Linked DNA regions of Homo sapiens: regions 1, 2, 3 and 5 are each linked to region 4. A link is a contact called in ENCODE Hi-C or POLR2A ChIA-PET data. All regions are on one chromosome and are shown on one strand. The core of a region is the stretch at or near the end of the contact, and the rest is flanking DNA. Distances in the headings are between cores, read along the strand shown.

What was found. A loop is a pair of places that touch in the nucleus more often than their neighbours do. ChIA-PET counts read pairs that join two places held with the same protein, here RNA polymerase II (POLR2A). Pooled maps may share reads with other maps.
Region 1: a loop to region 4 is called in a map with no recorded cell type, with 5 times the contacts of the local background. The contact joins two enhancer-like sites. A Hi-C loop is called at or near these places in 5 of 37 single-sample maps with no recorded cell type and 2 of 50 pooled maps.
Region 2: a loop to region 4 is called in a pooled map, with 4 times the contacts of the local background. The contact joins two enhancer-like sites. A Hi-C loop is called at or near these places in 1 of 37 single-sample maps with no recorded cell type and 3 of 50 pooled maps. POLR2A ChIA-PET finds 5 or more read pairs at or near these places in 3 of 52 experiments (MCF 10A, activated B cell and activated CD4-positive, alpha-beta T cell).
Region 3: a loop to region 4 is called in a map with no recorded cell type, with 15 times the contacts of the local background. The contact joins two enhancer-like sites. A Hi-C loop is called at or near these places in 3 of 37 single-sample maps with no recorded cell type and 2 of 50 pooled maps.
Region 5: a loop to region 4 is called in a pooled map, with 3 times the contacts of the local background. The contact joins two enhancer-like sites. A Hi-C loop is called at or near these places in 1 of 50 pooled maps. POLR2A ChIA-PET finds 5 or more read pairs at or near these places in 2 of 52 experiments (activated CD4-positive, alpha-beta T cell and activated T-cell).

What each region holds. Positions count from the first base shown.
Region 1 is chr6:12,362,712-12,365,411 of GRCh38, reverse strand. No RefSeq gene overlaps it. Among named protein-coding and RNA genes, the nearest start is that of EDN1, 74 kb to the right of the region's middle. RefSeq lists an enhancer at 1,477-1,796. Within about 2 kb of position 1,356, at least 10 of the 41 ENCODE cell types and tissues checked have a DNase peak (open chromatin) inside an H3K27ac peak, as active enhancers do.
Region 2 is chr6:15,358,254-15,360,953 of GRCh38, reverse strand. All of the region lies in intron 1 of JARID2 (jumonji and AT-rich interaction domain containing 2), which reads right to left. Among named protein-coding and RNA genes, the nearest start is that of JARID2-AS1, 110 kb to the right of the region's middle. Within about 2 kb of position 1,438, at least 2 of the 41 ENCODE cell types and tissues checked have a DNase peak (open chromatin) inside an H3K27ac peak, as active enhancers do.
Region 3 is chr6:15,298,347-15,301,046 of GRCh38, reverse strand. All of the region lies in intron 1 of JARID2 (jumonji and AT-rich interaction domain containing 2), which reads right to left. Among named protein-coding and RNA genes, the nearest start is that of JARID2-AS1, 51 kb to the right of the region's middle. Within about 2 kb of position 1,411, at least 10 of the 41 ENCODE cell types and tissues checked have a DNase peak (open chromatin) inside an H3K27ac peak, as active enhancers do.
Region 4 is chr6:14,092,934-14,095,633 of GRCh38, reverse strand. No RefSeq gene overlaps it. Among named protein-coding and RNA genes, the nearest start is that of CD83, 23 kb to the left of the region's middle. RefSeq lists enhancers at 147-276, 1,170-1,299 and a cis regulatory region at 1-298. Within about 2 kb of position 1,338, at least 8 of the 41 ENCODE cell types and tissues checked have a DNase peak (open chromatin) inside an H3K27ac peak, as active enhancers do.
Region 5 is chr6:15,620,367-15,623,066 of GRCh38, reverse strand. All of the region lies in intron 5 of DTNBP1 (dystrobrevin binding protein 1), which reads left to right. Among named protein-coding and RNA genes, the nearest start is that of DTNBP1, 41 kb to the left of the region's middle. RefSeq lists an enhancer at 1,213-1,312. Within about 2 kb of position 1,271, at least 20 of the 41 ENCODE cell types and tissues checked have a DNase peak (open chromatin) inside an H3K27ac peak, as active enhancers do.

The sequences.
Region 1 (2,700 bases), core at 107-2,606, 1.7 Mb after region 4:
CCGGAGCAGAGTGCCTCCATTCCGTTCCTACTTAACAGTCATGGTGAGGTTAGAAGGTTAAGGGAGCCTGCCCTGCAGAGAAATTTGCAAAGATTAACTAATGCAGACAACAAGTGTCCGGAAGAGCAGAGAAATGTGAGGTCTACTTTATGGGGAAAGCTACCCAAGGCAGACAGGAGGAAGTTTCAAGCACAATTGGACAGTATCTCAGAATTGTGTGGATGTGTGTGTAATAAGAAGTATACATAAAAATCTACATAATATATATTTTATATATAGTATGGGTTTTTACATACTGTATATAACTGTATATATACACACACATAACAGTGTGTGTGTGTCTGCATATGTGTGTGACTATATATGTCTGTATATATGTTACGTGTATGTATATGTGTGTGTATATACACTGTTACATACACACACACACACACACACACTGTTGTGGGCTAAACTGTGTCCCTCTAAAATTCATATATTGAAGTTCTAATGCTCAGTACCTCAGAATGTGACTGTATTTGGAGAAAGAATCTGTAAAGAGGTAATTAAGGTAAAATGAGGCCATATGTGTGGGTCCAAATCCACAACAATTGATCTCCTTATAAGAACAAGAGATGTAAGACACAGACACACACAGAGGGAAGACCCTGTGAGGACACAGGAGAAGACGGCATCTACAAGCCAAGGAGAGAGGCCCCAGGAAAAACCAAACCTGCCAACACCTTGATCTTGAACTTCCAGCCTCCAGAACTATAAGATAAATTTCTGTTATATAGGACACCCAGTCTGGTATTTTGTTATGGCAGGCCTAGCAGACTCTCTCTCTCTTTCTCTCTTTCTCTCTCTCTCTTTCTCTCTCTCTCTGTCTCTCTCTCACACACACACACACACAGACACACACACACACACACACACACACAGGTTGGCCACTAAGTCTGAAAACACAGACAAACATATTTTAAAATATTTATTGTTTTCCTACTACAAAGAATGATAAAATGATATTATCTAAGAGTCAAGATTTTATGGCCCGCTCTATAGGCATAAACGTCTCGGCCTTCTCCCTGCACAGGGGGAAGGGAGGGTAAAGTAAATATCGAGTCAACGATAAGGCTGAGAAGGAGCCTAAGAAGTCTACTGCACAGTGCTTGGCCAGATTTGGGGGTGAATGTTCCGTTTCCCCAAGAATAGCTTCCTTAGAGTTCTTTTTCCTCAGATGCCATTAGGCTCTCTTCAACCTTGTCCCATGGCATGGCCACACTCGGCCCCCACTTGGCCTTTCACCAGGCACCCTCCATGCGGCTTTGGACGTCTCCGTGCTCTGTGAATGCCCTTCCCAGACATTCTCCAGCAAGGCCTCAGCTGAGGGGGAGGCAGGGCAGGGCTATGCCTGTCTTGAGTTGGTTAATGATTACCAAGAATCTGGAAATCCTTCTACCATGGTTATGCACAGAAACTGAAATGTCAAATTAAAAACAGAACCCCTGAGATAAGAAGAAAGTGGGACTGAGAAGCAAGAGCCCAGCTTGACCAGTGAGGCTCTGGAAAATCTGTGGTTTTGGGGGACAAGAAAAAGTTCCTGTTTTTTGCGGCAGTAGTGATTATAAAAATAGCAGTGTCATCATTTTGTTCAATGAGGAAGTCCAAAAATAAATATATGGGGTGAGCTAATGAAGGACTTTCCATGACATCTCAGGTCACAGAAAGGAAAGAAAGGGGAACTTCTATATTTAAAGGTCCTATTATAACAGGAGCTATGTTTCTTTCCTATTTTTTTTTTTTTTTTTTTTTTTTTGAGATGGAGTTTCACTCTTGTTGCCCAGGCTGGAGTGCAATGGTGTGATCTCCATTCACTGCAACCTCTACCTCCTGGGTTCAAGCAATTCTCCTGCCTCAGCCTCCAGAGTAGCTGGGATTACAGGCATGTGCCACCACGCCCCGCTAATTTTGTATTTTTAGTAGCAACAGGGTTTCACCATGTTGGTCAGGTTGGTCTCGAACTCTTAACCTTAGGTGATCTGCCTATCTCGGCCTCCCAACGTGTTGGGATTATAGGCGTGAGCCATGGCTCCTGGCCTGTTTCTATAGCTTATCTCATGTAATTTTGACCATAATCATATAAAGTAGACTTTATTATTCTTATTTTGTACAGGAAGAGCTGAGAAGTTAGGTAATACAGACATTGTTGGTTGAATGACCCAGCAGACCTTCCCATCCTTTTCTGTCTGCTGCCTTTCTCGATGGAAGTTGGAGATGGTACATATTCTCCTTTTCTGCCTTCTTTGCAGCTGTAGATGGCCTGACTACATGACAAAGTTCTAGCTAATGACATATATATGTATGCAGAATAATCCCAAATTTACATCTACGGCCTGGACTTCTAGTCTATATCAGAACTTAAGTATCCAACTGCCTACTCAACATCCCTATTTGGGTAGCTACTAAGAATCTCAGCCTAACATATCCACTTCTGTTCTCCTGTACTTCCTGGCTATAGCTGCCTCTGTTCGTTCTTGTCATGCAAGTAAAGAGCAACTCATTGCTCCAGGTGCACAGAACTGCAAACTCAGCCACCCTTGCCCCTCTTTCTCTCACACTCTGTATCAAGAGTATCCAATCTTTTGGCTTCCCTGGGCCACATTGGAATAAGCATTGTCTCTGGTCACTCATAAACACACTAACAATGGCTGAAGAGTTTTT
Region 2 (2,700 bases), core at 189-2,688, 1.3 Mb before region 4:
ATAACAAAAAATAAACAAAAGCCTTTATGTATTGATTTAAAAGTCAGGAGTGAAGTCAAGTCAAGGTTGGCGGACCTTGCTGTGCCTTTTTTTGGCTAACAAGGTTTTCAGAGCCTTTGGGAAAACAATGCTTTAAAAAAGAAAGACTAGGTTGGGCGCAGTGGCTCATGTCTGTAATTCTCACACACTGGGAGGCTAAGGTAGGAGGATTGCTTGAGCCCAGGAGTCCAAGACAGCCCTGGCCAATATAGCAAGAGACCCTCATCTCTACAACAACAAAAATTTAAAATTAGTTAAAAACTTAAAATTAGGCATGACGGCACACTCCTGTGGTCCAAGCTACTCAAGAGGCTGAGGTGAGAAGATCGCTTGAACACAGGCATTCTGAGGTTACAGTGAGCTATGATTGAGCCACTATACTCCAGTTTGGGCAACTGAGTGTGACCCTGTCTCATAAAAATAAGATAAATAGGCCGGGCACAGTGGCTCACTCCTGTAATCCCAGGACTTTCGGAGGCCGAGGCGGGCAGATCACGAGGTCAGGAGTTGAAGACCAGCCAGGCCAACACGGTGAAACTCCGTCTCTACAAAAAATACAAAAATTAGCTGGGCATGGTGGCACATGCCTGTAATTCCAGCTATTTGGGAGGCTGAGGCAAGAAAACTGCTTGAACCAGGACCCAGGAGGCATTGCCGTGAACTGAGATCATGCCACTGCACTTCAGCCTGGGCTACACAGTGAGACTCAGTCTCAAAAAAAATTAATTAATTAAATATTATAAAGGAATAAAATAGAAATAAATAAAATATAAAGAATGACTAACACAGAAGAGTCTTGGATAGAAAGAGAAATTACTCAAGAGCCATTCTCTGAAAATCTACATTTGACATCACAAGCCCTAACTCATAAGAGATGAGGTTTTGGTTTTGCTAATGTAACAGTGGAGGACTTAGAAATTCATCAGTCGGCCAGACGTGGTGGCTCACGCCTGTAATCCCAAAACTTTGGAAGGCCGAGGAAGATAGATCACCTGAGGTCAGGGGTTCAAGACCAACCTGACCAGGACAGTGAAATGCCATCTCTACTAAGAACACAAAAATTAGCAAGGCATGGTGGCGGGTGCCTGTGGTCCCAGCTACTCAGGACGCCGAGACAGGAGAATTGCTCGAACCCAGGAGGCAGAGATTGTGCCACTGCAATCCAGCCTGGGAGACTCCATCTCAAATAAAAAAAAAAAAGGAAAAAGAAATCCATCTGTCACTGCTGGTGGGGAAATTCTAATACCCGCTGAGGTTATAATCAACCCTACCCACCTCTCTCTAACACACACCCCCCACCGCTACCCACAGATAGCCTTATTTATACTTAGGCTTTCAATGCAAATAAGAAAAATGAGGGGCCGAGTGAGTGAAGTGACACTGCCTAGGGCCTGCCCACGCGGGTAGCTAAAAATATAGTCATGAGATACTCTCTGAGCAACACCAAGACTATTCAGGTTTCAGGCGGCCGCAAATCAAAAATATGTGTGTGGCAGTGAAATGAACTTTCTCTCCAGTCAATGAATCCAGGAAGAATCCAGAAGAGCAACCTCTGGATGCCACATCAGGGGCAGGACATACCGTCAGAAAAGCTGTTGGGACAGTAAAGTATACAGCAGCGCAACATCCAAAGGAGTAAACCCTACGACTTGCAGGGAGACTGCAGAAAATCATTCCCACTCAGAAAAGTTTTTATTTACCAACCTGCGAGTCACACCATGCTGCTATACCTACACACTGTGGTTTGAATTTCTTCTTCCATAATCCTTGAGCTCCTGAAGCAAAGATTCTCCCTAAAACATTCTTCACTGCATTTCCTAGAAAGCTACATTCCTACCTTTCTAACAAGTCTTCTTATCACCACTGCTGGTGGTTTGTGTTCAAGCTTCTGCAGCACTCACTGGGAGCACTCTCCTAGAATACTAGTGGTCAGGCATGGCCGCCCTGGAAACCACTTAATGACTTCCTCACCCTCACATTGACTTAACTGGTTGGGGTATGGCCTGTGCCAGAGATCTTATAAACTCAGAATGGCTGCTCTAGAATTCAGTCCCGCCATCTCCCAAATCAGCCTCCTGGCATGAAAAAATCTATATTCTGACAACTCCTTAACATCAAGACTGGTACGCGTTAAAAGCTTAGTAACTAACTGTAGAGAGAAAGAAGGGAAACCTTTGTAACTAAGGAAACCAGGTAACTGTTTAAACAGAGCACACGGAATGGCTTGATACATGTTTTTCTTGACAGTAATTCTCTGAAAATGAGAATTCACTATTCTCAGAAAAAGCAAAAAGGTTACAGTGGACACAAGTTTTCATTCACTGAAACATAAAACGAGCACCTACTGGCTTCAAGAAACAGAATCAATCTGCTATCATCCATTCAAAGCTTCGGTTGCCCCAACTCAATGATGAAAATCTCATTAACCCTGAATCTCTGAGTCAGAGGTAATTCAGTCCTAATCCACCAACAACACAAAAACAGTGTGTTAGTACCAGTATCGGGAAACTCTGTTGTGATTCTTCATTTATTTAATAATAGCAGAAAGGAGATATTGGAAAAACCAGACCATCTTTGATTCAATATATCTCATCACCAGAAACTAATCACTAATTAAAGTCAATATATGAAGATGAGAAAGTTTTTCTTCCTACTAACATT
Region 3 (2,700 bases), core at 162-2,661, 1.2 Mb before region 4:
TTATAGAGAGACTACATTTGCAATCTTACCTAGTTCTTTCATATCCAGAACCTTCTTACCCCAGTATCATTTGCTTGCTGTCTACCAACAGTCACTCATTGATAACTACCACTGATAGAGTGTGGGTAACCTTAACCTTTTTCTGTCACCCTTCCGTCCCAGACCTAAACTTTCCAAGTAAGAATTCAACTTCTGTGCAACACCAGAGTCCTCATGGTTACTGCATCCTGTAACACCTCTAAGAATCATACATAAAGGGGGGACTGCTTGCTCCCTTTCTCCACCCCTCCTCTCTGTCTCTCTCTCTCTCTCTCTCTCTCTCTCACACACACACACACACACACACACACACACACACACACAACATGAGGACACTGGGTCTTTGCAAACAGGTTCTACTGTCCAGTAAGTGGCTAAGAAATTTCATTCATAACTCGAAACAGATAGACTCCAAAATGAGCAATCTATAATTTTAAATGTTGTCATTAGTCTCCTGGCTGCAAGCGGTTAAAGAAGGCCTTGCAAGCTCATGAATTACGGGTACAGTTTATTACTCTGAATGAGCTCACAACAAGCACAGTATCTCAGGAAGATGGGAGGGGAAGGTTTCCAGGCCCAAAAGCTTACATGGAATGCAGCTTAAATGTCACTTATCCAATTGCAGGGGAATGATCCCTTCTACTCCCATGCCCTTCTCCGCTTCCCTCCTTGTACACATGTATTGTTATACACCTTTCCTTAAAATATACATCACACCAGGCTTTGCTCATTAGCCTTAGAGGTTTTTAAGTGTTTACAAGAGAAAAGGTCCTGTGGTCAAAGAATTAAAAACAGGACAGAACACCCATCCAACCTTCACTGCGGAAAATTTTTCCAACAGATTTCTGCCTATCCCAACCCCAAATGCAGGAGATAAAGAAGCACACCCTAAATCAGAGGTTTCTTCTTACAAACACTGGGCCAATGAGAAATCATATTTTGAGCATACATGGCATTCCATGTTGGTCACTCATAGAAGAATGGGGACATTATAACCTTTTGGAGGTTGGGAGGAAACAGGCAGTTCAAGAGATATGCAGAATCCCACATCCACAGGGCCTGAGATACCAACAACACTGGCCGGACAGGACCCCCATTTTCCTAAGGGACAGTGGGTAAAGTACGAGAAAGGATGAAGCAATCATCCTCAAAGCAACCAGGTCAAACTACCAGAAAAAAATGACTCACTGCTAAATATCTTATCTCTTTCACCCACACCCAAGCCCACCCCGCTGAAGTGAGGAAACAGAGGCTGCCTGAGTAGCTTCCGGCCAAATGAGGACCGCTCTGCGAACTGCCACTGAGAACCATCTGTGTGGCGCCCAAACTCTGGTGCAGTGGCTGGAGAAAGGGAACTGAGACACAAGCCACAGGTTTTGGCAGTCTTCTTATTTCCCCCTAACTGGCCTAACTGAGCAGGAAACCAGCAGTTCTCAACGCAGGCCAACTGAGGTTCCAAATCCAACTCTACCTTCTCCAAACTATAAATTCCTTCCTACAGAAAAAGGGATGGCATCTATTTCTGACACAAAGCACAGGAGTCCTGATGAAAAGCTGGGACTCAACAAATGTTTTGGTTCCCTCTGAAACTGCCCCACCACCTCAGTATGCAAGACCTTAACTCATGATCCCAGTCATCCCTTCCTCTACCAAACACACCTCTGTTGTACACACACCTAAAATTTGAGAACCCAATGAAGATTACAAGCTACCTACTGATGCCCTCATCCTTACAAATTAGGTGGTGGCAGCAGGGACAAAAACTACACTCAACGTTCTTTACAAGACTTTGGTCCTTCTCAAAGGAGGCTCCAGAGAACCCTATGTCCAAGGGGTTGTATTCAAAATTAAGGCTCACGGGTCAGTGAAGTTTGACAAATGTCGGGTACAGATAGCCAGGTTTCTTTCCTTCAGATGTGTTCGTGTACACCATGATCCTCTTAGAACCCAAGCACCCCAAAATTATTTCACCACCAAAGCATCCTCTCTGCTCCACCCGCCCCCCACCCCCGCAAATAAAATCATTCTCAGAACACATTTAAGGATACCCAGCACTAACTTCTCTTGTTCTAGTTTGCTAGTGGATTGATTTGGGTCTTTACTGAGAGAAGGGAGTGTTTTTGTAAGTAATACATGTATAAATGTTCACTTTTAAAGATGTAAACTATACTGAGTATGGAGAGTAAAAATATGAAAGTTTATTTTCAGCAGCTCAGGGAAACTGGAAAAGGCAATTATCCTAATCCTCTGAGGTTTCAACCGTACAAATAACAGAAAGTTAACAAAACATAAGAAACTCAAGGAAATTTTTTCTTTTTTTTTTTTTTTGAGATGGAGTCTCACTCTGTTGCCCAGGCTGGAATGCAGTGGCATGATCTCAGCTCACTGCAACCTCTGCCTCCTGGGTTCAAGCAATTCTCCTGCCTCAGCCTCCCGGGTAGCTGGGACTAGAGGCATGCACCACCACACCCAGCTAATTTTTGTATTTTTCCTAGAGGCGGGGTTTCACCATGTTGGCCAGGCTGGTCTCCTGACCTCAGATAATCCATCCGCCTCTGCCTCCCAAAGTGCTGGGATTACAGGCGTGAACCACCGAGCCCGAAAAGATACCCATGGAATTCTGAGTTCTCACTGTAGCAATGAGTGCTCTTGGGAACCTTA
Region 4 (2,700 bases), core at 89-2,588:
TACAGGAAACCAGGCAGACCTTTACAAAGGCTGGGCAACATCCTGGTGAGCTCCCATGTGGAACCCACAAGAAGCCACGTTTAGTCTCACAACATTTATGGGGAAATTCCCCTGAATTGACGTTTAAGCTTTAATAGAGGAAATCAACATTCTCAGTAAATCTGGTAAAAGGTCTATGGAAACTTTGTTAAATTTCAGCCAGAGACACCCCCAATGGCTGGTCCAGCCAGTGCTGTCCATTATGCAGCTCATTCCATACAAAGTCCTTGTTCTCAAACTTGGCTAAGGCCTCCTATGAGAGAACACCTTCTACACCAGAAGGTATAATTAGATGCCCTATGGTAGCTTTTAGCCCATGTTTTGAAAATCAGCGAGGTGCCTGAGCTGAGGTGGCTGGCGGATGTGCATTGAGGAGATAGGCTGACATGGGGTGTGTTCATTAAGTTATTCAACAAGCATTCATTTACTGGGTATATAGAGTTTCCAAGCCATCATGCTTAACACCGTGGAGCCCAGAGCAATGGATAAAATGGAGCAAGTCCATTTTGCTCCCCATGGAGCATGTCAGAGGCCAGTTGGGGCCAAGTGTGTGTCTGGGAGCAGGAGGGCAATGGCAATCGGGATGCCTGTGAGATTTCCTGCTGTACTTCCTTGGTGGGGCCAGACCAGAGAATGTTGCCTATTGAAAAACATTTCTTTGTAAGGGCTTTGTAAGCAGACATCTCCAGCTGGGAGCAACTGAGGAATTTTTTAATCAGAGCCTTGATCTGCTCTTGCGGCACTGCCTGAGGCTAGCAGTGTCCCTATAACACCAAACTGAATTCTAAAAAGAAAAAAAATCAACTGATTGCTTCCAAATACTGGGATGCTTATGGGGGCATGTGTGTGTGTGTGTGCGTGCGTGTGTGTGTGTGTGCCACCATGCCCGGCAAACTTTTTTTGTATTTTCAGTAGAGACAGGGTTTTGTCACGTGGACCAGGCTGGTCTCAAACTCCTGACCTCAGGTGATCCGCCTGCCTCGGCCTCCCAAAGTGCTGGGATTACAGGCGTGAGCCACCGGACTCAGCCAGGGCTCTGTTGTTATCCCCACATCATGCCCTTCAAGTATGCCATGCTGCCGGATGTCAGGAACCAGGCTCCAAGGGGTGGTGTCTTGGCATGACTTAGACAACCAGAGACAACAACCCCAAAACAGACCTCTGGCCTTTCTCTCCTCCTCCATCTGCCTCCTGCCAGAGAAACCAAAAGAAGAACTTACTTATAAAGGCAGTCATGGGTCTTTTCACTTGTGGCACTGTGATGCCTGGCCACTGTGGGGTTTTGGAAAGGGAAGTAGCACTGACATCATAGAAACCTAGAACTGAAAAAGACCTGAAATGTTCATCTTGTCCAGGCACCTCAGTGAGACAAGACACAGCTCCCTCTCCTTGCAGCTCTCCCTGAAGATGCAGAAATAGTACTCTACCTCCTTCAGTTCTTGCTGCCAGGGCTTTATCTCCCAAAGAGGGAAGATTTTTCTCGCAACTTGAGTTCTCATTTAACTCCAGTCTACTGTCTTTTTTTTTTCAGCCAGGAGGGTCCACTAGTCAGCATTAGGCCCCTCACAAACTTGCAAACTCAAAGATAGTGGTGGAAGTGACTATTAGTCTTTTCATTTCAGGCCAGCTAAACACAATTATCTCCACCTACATTCTTCACTTGGTTCCTGTACTGTGCAGGTTTTGTTGTTGTTGTTTTTTTAATCTATACTGTTTGCAATTTTTCCACTATTTTTTTCAAAAATGTGACTGGGGTACATTGAATTTTTGTTTCCCATTCTTCACTCTCTCTCTGTTACAGAATTCTACACCCGTGACCTTTGCCATGTGACTTTGCAGTGGCTCTCACTAGAATGAGTGCAGTGTTTTTCCTCACCCCATGGAAGCTTGGCTCAGCCACAGGCTTTGCCTTGAATAACAGACGCTAGTGGAAATGATGTAAAAGAGGCTTTAAATGTGCTTGCATGATTTGACTTGGCCTGTTGTATTTCCGCCATCACCGTAAGAAGACTATGCCCCAGGTGGTGCCAGTTCCAGAACAAAATATATAAAGCAGGCCCAAAGTAGACCTGGAGCCTGGAGCCATGCCCAGTGGAGCCCAGCCAAGATCAGCTGAGTCCCTGCCAATCCACAGACCTGTGAATAAAAAAATGAATGTTTGTGGCGTCAGCCAGTGAGACTTGGGGCATTATTTGTTATACATTATTGCGGTAGTTGATGACTAATAAAATTGCCAAAATAAGGTCTGATTTAGACTAGAGATGAATTATTACCCTATCCTTGCATCACACACTCCTCAAACCACCTCTTTTGTGACACCTTCCTTGGTTCCTTTAGCTTCTCTACAACTTGTCCACCCTAAATCCTTCTTTTTGGTGTCCTATATTTGGGCCCCTGATCATAGTCAATAAAACGTTTTCTAGAAGTCAGTCTGACATATTACTCAATACTTGCATGTTTGAAACCTTATCAACAAGACTATAAAGTCATTGAGAACAGGGACCATGCGAGTACAGGATGGATAATAAAATACTCTTATTAGGAACATTCTGTACCGTGATCTCTCATCTTTGGCAGAATAAGGCTTCCAGATGTTAGCTGGAAACACATCACCATTGCATTCATGGAATTAGCATAAGGCTATGCACACAGTAGACATAA
Region 5 (2,700 bases), core at 22-2,521, 1.5 Mb before region 4:
ATACCATCATTACCTTATTACCTTAGTACATAAAAGTGTAACGTAAGCATTTGAACAGTCTTGTGGTCTTTCAGTACCTGGCCTCTGTGACCTATGGGTTTGCAGCCAAGGAGAGTTCTTTGTTCCATAAGGCTAATTATTTTGTTAGAAAATAACTCATTAAGTGGGAAATAATTTTAGTGTGCTGCTTCATTCTTTATATATCAGTGGTTACACTACAGATGATATGTATTTGAAACAAATGGCACAAAGAAAAATTCCAAACAGAATTGCTTTTCCTCTGGGACGGCCTTCTTGCAAAAATTTGTGAAGCTCTTTTTTGCACAGCTGTCAGGCATTCCCAAATGGCTTTTCACAATAAAATTCTACCTATCTCTTTCACTGATCACTAAATGAGACATATGCGGTTGTTATAGCGAGCAAAATGGTGAGGCTTGAGCTTCTTGTAAAGGTATATTTGTGTCCATGGAGGCCTGCTAGTATTTTATGTATATGCATCCTAAGTTGGTTACCAAATGTACTCATATATGCAACTTGTTTTGCAACAGGAAATGAGCAGGCTGTGACAGGGAAATTAAATTTCTGCTAACTTAAATTCAACATAAAATATTCGGAATACACATTACGTATGTACTTGTCATTATTATATGAAGAGCTTTTTTAAGTTTAATATAAGGGGATGAACCTTTATTTTTTTCAATGCAATTATTTTATATTTTGTTACTGATTTCAAGTCTGCTAAGTGTTAAAATGGAAAATTTTCATCATTTCTTCTGTTTTAAGTCACTGATAATGTGACCTGGTTTAATATACTAAAAGTATCATCATGTTGTTTAATGTTTTCTAAGTTCTCTGCTCATGTTTATTCTTTTACAAAATTTGGCATAGTCTCTTAATATTTAAACTAGATGACCATGAATAGTTTTGCCTTCTCAGTTATTTTACATGTTAGAGTAATAAAATCATTCTATCACCAGAAATTATTCTTTATTGAATTCAACAGACAGGGTTATTAGGGGATAGCAAAAAAGCAAAAATACAGTCTGCACCTTTAAGGCCCTTACTGATTCCTGAGAGATATGAGAGTACACAACTGGTTGGATGATATCAGTCAGAATGTGAGTCCTGTGTGAGGCTGAAAGGTCTGGGGAAGCACAGAAGAGGAAGGGAGCCCTGTGGGAGGAGGGCGGGCTGCCACTGGCCTAAGCCTGAAAAGACAGGCCGGGGTTAGGGACAGGCAGAGGCAAGGAGGAGGAGGCACCAACGCTCAGTACTCCTCTTGTTTTGCTGTAATGTAGAATATGTGAAGGAAAGAAGTGAAGTAAACAGTTTGTGGCCAGAGAGCAGTAGCTCTCTGAATGATAAGGAGTTTAACTTGAAAGGGCTGGGGAGCCTGTGAAGCTTTTTAAAGGGGAGAACATAAATATGAATTTGGTGTTAGCAGTAAAATGACCACGGACTATTTCAAGCATTTTTAGTCTAAATTTGTCATTCAGCACAAGAGCATGAGGCCGTCCTATTCAGAAGTATGTACAGTTTGTTTCTCATTAGGAATTCCAGGTTGATAAACCACTCACATGTTTTCATCTGGTCCCCACGTTATTAACAAAAGAGTGACTAGGGCAGCAAGTACAATTTGTACCTAGAACAGAATTTCTGTCTGTGAGAAATTAATTGGCCTGCCTAGAGATCAACCTCATTTAAGTTCCTGGCCTCATTAGCTCTGTAGTCAACCAACAGAGCTAGAATCTAAATGGAAATTGCCATCTGTCCAGATAAAGATTAAAGAGGTAAAAAGAACATACACATTTTCCAGCATAGAATAATTGTTGGCTCCATTACATAGTTTCTTTTCAGAAAAATCATTTGAAATTTAATTCCTTTTACCTGTAGGAGATCTTAAGTCTAAGACTATAGCCTGGAAAATAACTTATAGGTGTGTAAGTTTGTAAGATAAAAATGAAAATGTTGTTGACATTTTGATCTAATAGATCCATAGATCTTGTTTACATCATGATCATTACTGGTCAATGAAATTATTAGTTTTCAATCACTTTTATTAAATATAAAACTTAGCTAATCTAAAAATTTTCTCTATTTTTTATATTCAAACATTAATTATTTACTGTCAAGTATTAAGTTTAGGTACTTCGGCTCATTTAATCCTTTTAACAGCTTTGCAAGATATGTGTTGTTAGCTCTCTCTTCACAGACGAGGTATCACATTGCATCTCATCTGGCAGGAGCAGAGCTGGGTTTTTAAGCTTGTGCTTCAAAGCCTAGCTCTTAACCCGTCCCCCATATGCTAAGCATACATGCACGATACTGAATGCACCAAGTAGCTTAGAGTTAAATGGAGTCTATATTAAATTTAACTATTCTAGTTTTTATCACTAATCAAAATGAAACAGCCTTTTAAATAATCCTATTAGCTATGATAGTGTTTTATACATTTTAAGACCATGTCAGACTAGTTATAACAGAATGAGCTGAATATTGCTTCTTTAGTACTAGGAGTACTAGCTCCCAAGCTGAATCTCCTAGTCAGTTTTTCATTTAATAAAACAAAAAACAATGTAGGCTGGGTGGGGTGGCTCACACCTGTAATTCCAGCACTTTGGGAGGCCAACGCAGGAAGATCGCTCAAGCCCAGGAGTTCAAGACCAGCCAGGTCATAGTGAGGTCTCGTCTCTACAAAAA